Linked DNA regions of Homo sapiens: region 1 is linked to region 2. A link is an interaction called in ENCODE POLR2A ChIA-PET data of the cell type or tissue named here. Cell type or tissue: PC-9. All regions are shown on one strand. Links, peaks and the distances in the headings refer to the core of each region. The heading gives the core; the rest is flanking DNA. Region 1 overlaps LOC102723739 (a long non-coding RNA gene). Region 2 overlaps LOC124905991 (a long non-coding RNA gene).

The links. Peaks named below come from ENCODE experiments on the same cell type or tissue, not always from the same donor. Only the 100,000 strongest peaks of a DNase experiment are listed, where the experiment ranks them.
Region 1: POLR2A ChIA-PET joins it to region 2 with 9 read pairs; 2 of 35 experiments call an interaction of 5 or more read pairs at or near these places.

What each region holds. Positions count from the first base shown.
Region 1 is chr2:38,213,426-38,218,809 of GRCh38, forward strand. The region is part of intron 1 of LOC102723739 (a long non-coding RNA gene); the gene reads right to left. Among named protein-coding and RNA genes, the nearest start is that of CYP1B1-AS1, 85 kb to the left of the region's middle. In PC-9, for the core only: no CTCF peak of the experiment used is centred there; a DNase peak (open chromatin) is centred at 2,706; H3K27ac peaks cover 1,841 bases.
Region 2 is chr2:37,474,382-37,479,765 of GRCh38, forward strand. It overlaps LOC124905991 (a long non-coding RNA gene), which reads left to right. Exons shown (of 3, transcript XR_007086288.1): 3 at 1-4,558. Among named protein-coding and RNA genes, the nearest start is that of LINC03063, 85 kb to the right of the region's middle. In PC-9, for the core only: no CTCF peak of the experiment used is centred there; no DNase peak of the experiment used is centred there.

The sequences.
Region 1 (5,384 bases), core at 95-5,094, 740 kb after region 2:
GACAGAGCAAGACTCTGTCTCAAACAAACAAAAAAAAAAAAAAAAAAGGAGGAATCCTTCTGGTGATGAAAATGTTACATATCTTAACTCTATCAATGTCAATATTCTGGATGTAGGATTATATTATCATTTTTAAAATGTTACCATTGGGAGAAACTGGGTACAGGACACACAAGATTTCTCTGTATTATTTCTTACAAGTGTTTATGAATCTATAATAGTTTCCAAATAAGAAGTTTTTTATGTATCACATTCCTTTTTATAGCAGACTCTTGACATTTGAGAATAATATGTCCAAACCTTCAAGAATCCTCAAATACTGGAAAGAGGGCATGTTTGCATAGGCTTTCTCTCACATCACACTTCCTGTAGCATCATGCATTTCCTGTACACATCCTCATACCACCTCATCACATTTCAGCTTTTACTGGTGCTTCCTCCTCCCTTTATGTTCGTTTTCCACAACACCATCCTCATTCCTCCAGAGCTACTAGACACAGAGAAAATCAAGAGCCTGGTGCTGCTGCAGGGAGCAGGTGCCAGGTCCCGGGCTGCTACAATCCGTGCCTCAGTAAAATGCCAAATTACCACCAAGCATGAGCCTCCAGGGAGGCTCCTGATCAGTGAGAACCACAGTGCTAAATCTAGAGATGCCAAAGGCATGCTGTATCACTCTCTTGATGATTATTTCTCATAAAAGAAAAACCAACATTAGTGCCTTTCCGCAATCAAAACCTCACCATAGCATCAGGACAAATGACATATGCTGGTGGCAACAGGAAATTTAAAAAAAAAAAAAGAATGAATCTTCCTATTGACTCAGACTGATGCGGAGTGGCAGACCTCAGCAGAGCAGGCTCAGAATGACAGCTTAGCAGACCTGGTGCAGTTATGCATGGTGCCTGGGTGGCTGTCACTGAAGGCCCTTTGAGTACCTCCCCAGATGAAGCCCCAGCTGGATGCCTGAGCTGTTTTTTTAACCCTAACAAGATCTGTCATTAAACCTTACTGGAGCCTGACTTTGCCTCTTTCCCTCCAGGCCTTTCTAGTGGTGGTCAAAGGTCACGTCATCCTTCAACACAGGCTTCTGGGCCCCCGGCTTTTGTTCCCCAGACCGCATAGTGATGATGGGCAAACAGCCTCTTGGCCCTTGGAAGACACACATGAAATCAACGAACCATGGTCCTTAACAAATGGGCCCCTTCAAGGCCAGCCAGCCAGCTACAACTACTTATGATATTTACAGCTTTCTGTCTGCACAGATTAAACCCAGGGAATGAAAAATGGACTCCTTAGTCTGGTAAACTTATGTCATTCCTTATTAAGACAAATTGAGAACAGAACTAGATTTTGTTGAGAAACAACTTCTGCTTCTAAAAACAATCTGGGGTGAGAATAGGAACATTTCTGGGGACAAGGACTTCTTATACAATATTACTGTTTGGTGACAGTGTTTTCTGGTAATTTCATAAACACACTGTGTTGTTTTCTAGCAACAGAATATATTTTGGCCAAGAACAATATTTATCACTTATTTGTTGTCAATTAGTGCTGTAAATAGACACCTTGTGAATGCATTCCTCAGCAAAGAATCAACATGAAAGCAATAAGACCTTGGCAGCCCAAGTTATCATCTTTTTGTTTGAAATGTGGACATTGTTTCTGAAGACACATCAGCACTTTGGATGCTGAGGCTGAGGGAAGTGTTATCTCATTATCTTTTCAATCTAAGAATCATACATCTAAGGGCAGTGAATTTTGGCTGGGTAACCCTTTTTCCAAAGAAAGCATATGCACGAGCTCAATGCGTTGATTTAAAACCAGAAGTGCTTTGATTCAAGTTAAGTAGGAGGCCAGAGCTTGGCCTGATCAGCAACTGTACCTGTCCATGCCCACGCCATCCCACAGCCCCCCACCCAAGAGCCTTCCTTGAAGAGGTTCTATAGAGCATAGCTTGAAAATCAGGTCTGTCAAATATGTCTGGAACTAGTTGCCAGAAGATCAGGGTGCCAGATGAACCTTCTGCAAAACGATGGAGCTTGGGGAACTGCCACAGTCCCACTGTGCCTGGTTTCCTTATCTAGTAAACACAACTCTCCTTTTCTGCTGGCCCCAAGGAGCTATAATGAGAATGACTATGGAATAGAGAGGAAAGTGTGTTGATAAGCCCATGTGTGGGGGTTATAGCTCATAATAGCTGTTATTTTAAACAACTTCATTGATGTAATTCACATACCATACAATTCACTCATTGAAAGTGTACAATTCAATGGTTTTAGTGTATTAACAGAGTTGTATGAACATCGCATTCAATATTAAAATGCTTTCATCACGCCAGAAAGAAACCCCATACTCATTGGCAGTCACTCCCCATTTCTCCCCAGCCCACACACAGCCCCAGGCAACCACCAATCTACCTTTTATCTGCACAGATTTGCTTATTCTAGATATTTTGTATAAATGGAATCATGTAATACATAATTCTTTGTAACAAATTTTTTAAATTTAGCATAATATTTTCAAGATTTATCACTATTTTATTTCCTTTTATTGCAAAATAATATTCCATTGCAGGGATACACCCCACTTTGTTTATCCATCTACCAGTCATGAACATTTGGGTTGTTTCCATATTTTGGCTGTGATGAATAATGCTGCTATGAATCTTCATGTACAAGGGTGTTTTTTTGTTTGTGTTTGTGTTTGTTTTTGTGGACATGTGTTCTTATTTATCTTGGGTGCAATACCTGGAAGTAGAACTGCTGAGTCATGCAGTAGCTCTGGGTTTAACCTTTTGAGGATTTACTAGGCTGTTTTCCAAAACTGTTGCACCATTTCCCATTCCCATCAGCAATGTATGAGGGTTCTAATTTCTCCACATCTTGATCAATATTTGCTATTACCCATCTTTTTGACCTGCCTTTTTGTACTCACCATGCTACTGAGTGCAAAGTAGTATCTCCTTGTGATTTTGATTTGCATTTTCCTGATGGCTAGTGATGTTCAGCATCTTTTCATGTGTTCATAATGGGTCTTTACTTTTTAAGATAATGGCAGGAAATTTAACAGAGAAAAGTATCAACATAGATAGAACTCCACAAGCACCAATCGTTTTCTATGTGTCAAATGTACTTCTCACTTGAAGACTGGAAAATATTTTTGCTTAAATTATGACAACTATCTGTCTCCTCCAGTATCCACCCCTCCTTCCCAAATCACCTAACGCCATTACTATGTTTCAAATTGGGCCAAACTCTAATGCAAGAAAGATGTTTTCTTCATTAATCTGAAAAACAAATGAGCTCCAAGACCTAGTCAGTAACTCACTTTCTCAACAAATGCCAACATACCAGATCATCCAAATGGCACAAGACTGCCACTCCTCACAACCCTGGAGGGCAGGATTCACATGGCAGTCTGTGTGCCTAGCATCCATGGGAGGCAGGCCCCCCACAACACACCTTTATTGGACTGCATCCCTGTGAGTAGTTCTTTGGTCAATCATGGGAGTGGTTTTGCACTGGCCCAATGGGCATCTACATGGTGGCCAGGTAGGGTGTAAGGGCAGAGTTAGACTGGCTTCATGGATCTGTTCTGTTTACCTAACCATTGATTTAACAGGCTTGCCTAGAGGAGTGGCCACCCCAACATCTACAGGAAGTACTTCCTCAGGCACAACCAGTTACTGATGACAGCTCTGTACAGTGGTTAGGAGCAAGAGCTGGCAATGACTCTTTGATCAAGGAGTCTTGATCAAAGCCCTTCCCCATCTTCTGCAAGCTCCATGATCTTACAAAGATTCCTTTATGCTTCTGGATCTTAGTTTCCTCCTCTGTGAAACAGTGTGATTAATAATACATCGCTCAAAGAGTTGTTGTGAAAATTAAGGCAACAATGTATATAAAACATTTAGCAGAGTGCTTAGTACATAGTAGGTCCACAGCTGGTGTTTTTATTATTTTTATTACCAGCAGTCCACTATTCACAAGGATTTCTGGCTTCCAAGTCTTCATATTAACTGTTCCCTTTGTCCAGAATGCTGTTTCATACACTTTTCCCAGTTAATTCCTACTAATCCTCTAACCTGGCTTACAGGGACCCCTCCTGGAACCCTCCCTTCCCTCTACTCCCAAGAGTAGGTGCCCCACATATGAGCTCACAAGCTCCAGATGGTCCATATCACCCTGTCTCCAATCGCCTGTGTGCTTGTCTGCACCAGCCAGCAGACACTGGGCTCCCGCAGTTGGTGGGAACTCCATCAATATTTGTCCTCGTTTTGCCGGTCCCTGAATCTGAGTAGCAGCCTCTTTGCCATCCTCAATGCCTCCTTCAAAGGAAAAGAATCTAATATTTTCTGAGTGTTCACCGTGTGCCAGTAATTTCCCTATGTTAGTTCATTAATTTGCCTAATAGAAGATTGGGTGAGGTAGGCATTTCCCTGTTTTTAGGATAAGGAATCAGTGGCTCAGGGGGTTAATTAACGGAATTAACTAACCACAGTTTGCCTAAGGTCTCACAGGCACAGGGCTGAGGCTGGCACCCAGAGTCAATGTTTTTGCAACACATCCCCAGAGTTTTGCCCTGTCTTATGATTCAGTCCCAATTAAGCTACAGGGATCCACAGGCTCACTCAACTACTTTCTCTCTCTCTCTCTTTCTTTCTTTCTTTCTTTCCTTCCTTCCTTCCTTTATTTTTCTTTCTTTCCTTCTTTCTTTCCTTCTTCCTTTCTTGCTCTCTTGCTTTCTCTTTTCTTTCTTTCTGTCTCTTTCTTTTTTATTTGACTTATAAGCTACAAACATTTATTTCTCATAGTCTGGAAGCTGGACGTCTGAGATCAGGGTGCCAGCAAAGTCGTGTCCTGGTGAGGGTGCTCCTCCAGGTCGCAGACTGCTACCTTCTCCCTGTGCCCTCATAGGGTGAAGGCACCTCAGCTACTTCTTGTTATCGGCCGCCTGAAAGAATACATTTTTTCCCCCGTATGCTTTATTATAAAAACACCCAATACTTTACTAAAATGTGCTCCTTCTGTCTAGCTGGTTTGGGATGTTTAGGAGGAGTCAGGGACAAATCCTCCCTGGGGGCCTTTCCCAGGGAGCGCTGAGGTCTGGTAGTCAGAGACGGGTCCTCTGGGGAATCAGAGATGAAGATGACAGAGGAAAGGTGGAGGTTTGGCAGGGAACAGCAGACAATGGCTGTGGTTGTGCCTCTGGCTGATGGTTTCCTGAGAGGCTTTGCAGTTTGAGCTGTTACACATCTGCTCTGGGTCAGTGTCCCCAGACCTTCTCTGTGCTGCCCCAGCCCTGCCAGCAGGCAGGACTATTCACGAGGAATCACATGGGATTGTAAACCCCTGGGGCTTGGAGGAACCTCTCCTCCTCATGGG
Region 2 (5,384 bases), core at 154-5,153:
GGTGGCTGCAGCCAATCAAAAGTAAGGCCCATTAGAAAGGCCCTGCATAGCTCATGTAGGACAGGCCTTTCACATGCCATGGTGCATTACACTTTCAAGGCACCTTCACTTTCATAATCTCTTTTGCTCCTCCTGTCTTACAGATGTGATCATTGAAGGACTGAGAGCAGAAATATCTTTAAATTCCCAGAGCCAGTTAGCAGCAGGGCTAGGTCTGGTCCCCTTGGCCCCTGCTTTTTTGTATTGATTACCTCTCTTAGAAGATTGCATCTTACAAAAGGTCATTACCTTATCTAGGAAATGTTAACCTTAATTCCTACCTTGAATTAAAATTGGTTGGGGAGTTGGGGTGGGGAGTGAGGATTAGACTTAAGCACCTGCCTCCCAAGCTCTCTTCCCTGGGATAGTCTGAGCCACTTCTTGTCTTCTGGGTCCCAGTTTCTTATGTCCTTTCAGTGGGGTCTACAGATGGACTGGGAGTTGGCAAAATCAGCTGGTGCTTTGGGATTGATGATGCTTGGTTGCCTCTTCTTGAGCCAGTAGAGCCTGGGATACCTTTTATATGATGCAATGGGATTCACAGAAGCTACACTCAGTGCAAATGCCTTTGTCTTTTCAGAGAGCAGAAATTCTGGTGGGTACTCAGTTGGAGATTATCTCTGCTGTTTTATCTCCTTCCTGTTCTTTCCTCTTACATTGTCCCCCTTTTCCCATCAATGTTCACATTTCTGGCTTATCTAGAATATTATGTCTTTGCATATGTGGAACATTGGCTCAATAATGAGCACCCGTGCTTTTCAGATGGGTTTGGGGATTGTCAGCCACATAACCTCATCGCTGGTCTTATATAGATTCCCATGATATCATCTCTGGGTCCTGTGGGGGTAAATCTCAACTTATCAAACCAGTCTTGCTGGGTCATAGGCTCATTTACTTCATTACTCACTTCAACGCCCTTCTTTTGCTCTCATCTCTCCCCACTTTGGCCATATGTCATTCCATATCTCTGTGTTTCAGAAACTTAATTGCAAACTGAAATTGCATGGATTGGGTTTACTCAGTTTTATTATTACAATACTAAAAAATATTTATTAAGTGCTTAATTGTGCATGGTGATATATAAAAGGGGCTGACTTGATGATGTGCAAATAATAATAATCTCTTATATTTTATTACAGCTAATGCTATTATGTCCATTATCTCCTTTAGTGCACCAATTCCAGCTATTTGTGCCTTATACATTTGTCTAAGGAGGTGTGGGATACTCTTGGCACACTCGGAATACTGCTTGCCAGTAAGTCCGATCCCTAAGTCTTACGGCCAAAGGGGCTGTGCAAAGGACCTTGGGATCAATTTTAAGGCTTTTAACATTTCTCTGCCTCTGATTATTAGTTCAAACATGCATCATAGGGAATCAGATTGGAGGGAAGGGGCAATAGACATCCCCCCACAGTTTAGGACCATGAGAAGTTGAATTGGAGGCAGGGGAAAAAGTGTGGCCTTATTAAAGGTGTTGTTTAATATTCCAAGTTTGGGATCAGTGTCAAGTAGCCTCCAGTTAGACTCTTGCTGAACTCAAAAAGGGTTTCACTCACTAAAACTCTTTAGTGAGGTATTAATAAGTATGACACCACAAAAGGGATCCATGTCCAGAGAATTTAGAAAATGAGCCTTTCTCAACACACATTAGCATATTGATGGCTTGGAGAAATCCTTCAGCAAAGGAAACATTTTAAACCTGCCTTAACTCAGAGTTTCCTAAAAGTATTGGATCATGGAACCATTTGGAGGAGGAGCACCTGTGAACATCTGTGTATCCCAAGTTCTGGGAAGTGCTGAATTTGACTAAGTTTTGTAAGGGAGGAGATGTAATAACGAAAGAAACACACAGCCTTAGGGGTGGTTAAGGAGGAAATGAAGCAGTCAGGAGAAGGCAGAGGGACCCAACTGCAGGTGGTGGCTGAGGCCCTGCCCAGTGTTTTTGCCATGGGGAGGCATCTACTGTTCTGAGGTCTCCAGCCCTCGCTGTCTCACTGTGCATTGCCTTTTGGGAAGCATGGATTATTCTTTCTCCTGTCAAAACACACCTTCCATTTAGAAAGAAAGTCAGAAGTTTCTCGGATTGGGTCCTGGTAGATTCTGAATCTAGGATGAATGGCTTCAAACTTGAACTCCTGATTTTTTAGCTGCGCGTGTGACCAGAAAGCAAGGTGTTTGCTAGAACTTACATTGCTGACCCTTCACCTACTTTTAGAAACCCTTTTCACTTTTGCATGTTTTTCCCTGGAGGTTCGCTATCAGGCTGCTGCAAACTCATCAGATGACAGGTACCCAGAGCTGCTATTTCTGGAAGCTCTTGGCCATGTAAAAATACCAAAAATATTTTTTCCTTGTTAAAGTATAAGAACTAGTCTTAGTGAGATTTAAATCATATGTTGATTTTGCTTGGAAAACCCCCAATCTTTGGTCTGTGTTTTAGGATGGACTTTGAGGTTCAATTCCAGGGCTTTAGAATATGTTCTTTAGCAAATAACTTGATGTATTTGAATGGTGCTTCTAAATTTCTGAAACAGCACTAAAGGATGTTATTTTTTGGTGTGGCTGGGAATAAAAATACCCTGTTAAACTTTTGAACCATACATCCCTCTGCCTCAATAGTTGGGCAGATGTGGAGAGAAACTACTGCTTTTTTTTTTTTTTAACATTTGGAAGGCGGTATGTACCAAGTAAAGTTCCCTCCCAACATAGTTTTGCTTTATTTGAAGAAGTTTATTAGACAAGATTAGTCTTCAGGCAATAATAGAGATTCTTCAGGAACCAAATATTTACATTTTGAACTAGCTGTAGAAATGTTTAGTGATTCTTGTGAATTTAGCTTAGACACTGCTACCTATTGTATTGAATTCATGCTTTCCTCTTGGGAACGAAGTTTGAGGTAATCTATGAAATGTATACATAATTAAGGTAATGGAAGATATTTTGAAACTTAAAAATTATGGAATGATTTTTCCATTGACCAAGGTTTAGGAATGGTGTAGAAGAAATCTGAGGCTGGCTTTAAACTTCAGAATGCATTTTTGAGGAAAGAAGGACTCTTTGTTTTTATAAATATGTTTTAATTGAGTCATCTCTGGGACTCTGTTTGGAGGTTAGGTCTTCCAGGAAGGGGGATGAAACATTTTGTAGCTAAGGTCTATTCTGATTATCTTTGATTTGAATTCATTGCTTTTAATTTGTCTTTTCCCCCCATTATTTTTACATGGGTAAATGGAGAGTATTCTGGCTGTCAGTGCTTTGACATTTTTATTAGATAAATTTAAAAGGCATTTATTCAGGCCAATTCTGTATTCTCCAAAGCTTCAAATGAAAGAGTGCAATATCCCAGTCATGAAACACCTCAAGAAGGACTTATGTTTATCTTCTAAAATGAGGTTTCACTTGGTATATGTTTGGCTGACATATTGCAGTTCTAAAACTTGAGCAGACAAGCATTTTGAAGAGATTATTTCACCAATTGAAAAGTGATTATGTAACATCTGTGAACTCAGTGTGCATTTCAGGAAAAATGCTGTTGGCTTTGTCTTCATCCTCAAGTCATACATTAAGCCTTGAAACTCAGAAGTGTCCTCTGAGCTGTCATTAGTGACTCTTCAACTGTCCCTTCTCTTTTTTGTGTTTCAGCATAATGATTGCATATGAATGAAATTAGAATTTCATGTAGTATAGGTTTCAGTGAAAAACAATCCAATAACAGTATTCTAATCTCTCTCTTTTTGTTCAAGGACTAGTTTCTTTTGTTGTGTTCCTTCAAATCCAGAATTCTCAAATCTCCAGTACAAATGGCTATTATGCCTATAAAAAAGCAAGCTGATCTCAGATTCATGCAGACAATAGGCTTACTCTGGACAATTTTGTAAATGGTCTCATATTGTGTTATTTCTGTGTGATGATTTCCTGATATAGTGGTAATTTGGTGGGATTTCAGGGTTTTTAGACCGCTGTTTCACTCTAAGTCATTAAAACAACAAACAGGTTATGCTGGAGATAATTGGAAGATATTCCTAGTTAGCTTTTGGGGTGATGAAATGTTAAGGAGAAGTGTATTTCTGGTCCTCCTTTTTGTTGAAGGGATGAATGGATGGATGATAAACCAATCGAAAGACTCCCTGTCTACCAGAGCCAAGCTGTAGAGAATCTTACTTAATAAATCTGCTGATAATAAATTTGTATATACCAGTACTGCTAATTGGTCATGTACCATATATTTCTGTGCCTCAGATGTCCTTGCACTATTCCTGCTGCCTCATCTTAATCCAGACCCTCATTGTCTTATACCAAAGATAACTATAACAACTTTCTTGCTAGTCTCTGGCCTCCAACCTCTGGCTTCTTCCAGTTCACAGTGGGTCTAGCACTAGCTGAAAAATCTCCCCAAATGTCCTGTTACCTTTTGCAAGGACCTGCAATGGCTCCCCATTGTCGGCCTTATCATGTCGAAACGTCTTATTCTATGTAGTGATGTGAGCATACTTGTTCTCCTTCAGCCCAACTGAGTGTGGCCCTGCACTTATTTATTTATTTATTTCTATTTATTTATGTTTTGAGATAGGGTCTTTCTCCTTCTCCCCAGCTTGAGTGCATTGGTGCTATCTTGGCTCACTGCAACCTCTGCCTCCTGAGTTCAAGTGATTCTTGTACCTCAGCCTCCTGAGTAGCTGGGACTACAGGCACCTAGTTGACTAATTTTCATATTTTTAGTAGAGACGGGGTTTCGCCATGTTGGGCAGCTTGGTCTCGAACTCCAGGTCTCGAGTGATTTGCCTGCCTCAGCCTCCCAAAGTGCTGGGATTACAGGAATGCGCCACTGTGCCTGGCCCAGCCCTGAAATTTTATTTACACTCTTTTTTTTTTTTTTGATCAAGGTTTATCCATCAAACAATTTGACAATATGTAGTGGGTCTTAAAATTTCTCCTATTCCTGGGGAAATAGTTCTTAATATAGAAACAAGTTCAGTGTATAAAGATGGTCATTGCAGTTATTTATATAATTAAAAGTCACAAACAACCTAAATATTCAGCCAAGGAGAGTTAAGTGTGGCATAGCTTATAAAACTTAGACATTAAAAATGATGTGTACAATAAGTTTGTTAGCATAGGAAGTACATTCACACATCACTTAATGAAGGAGATATGTTCTGAGAAATGCATCATTAGGTGATTTCATTGATGTGTGAACATCATAGAGTGTACTTACACAAACCTAGATGTTACAGCCTACTATAAAGGTACACAACTCTATAGTACTCCCTATTGCTCCTAGGCTACAAACCTGTACAGCATATTACTGTACTCAGTTCTGTTGGTAACACAATGGTATGTATTTG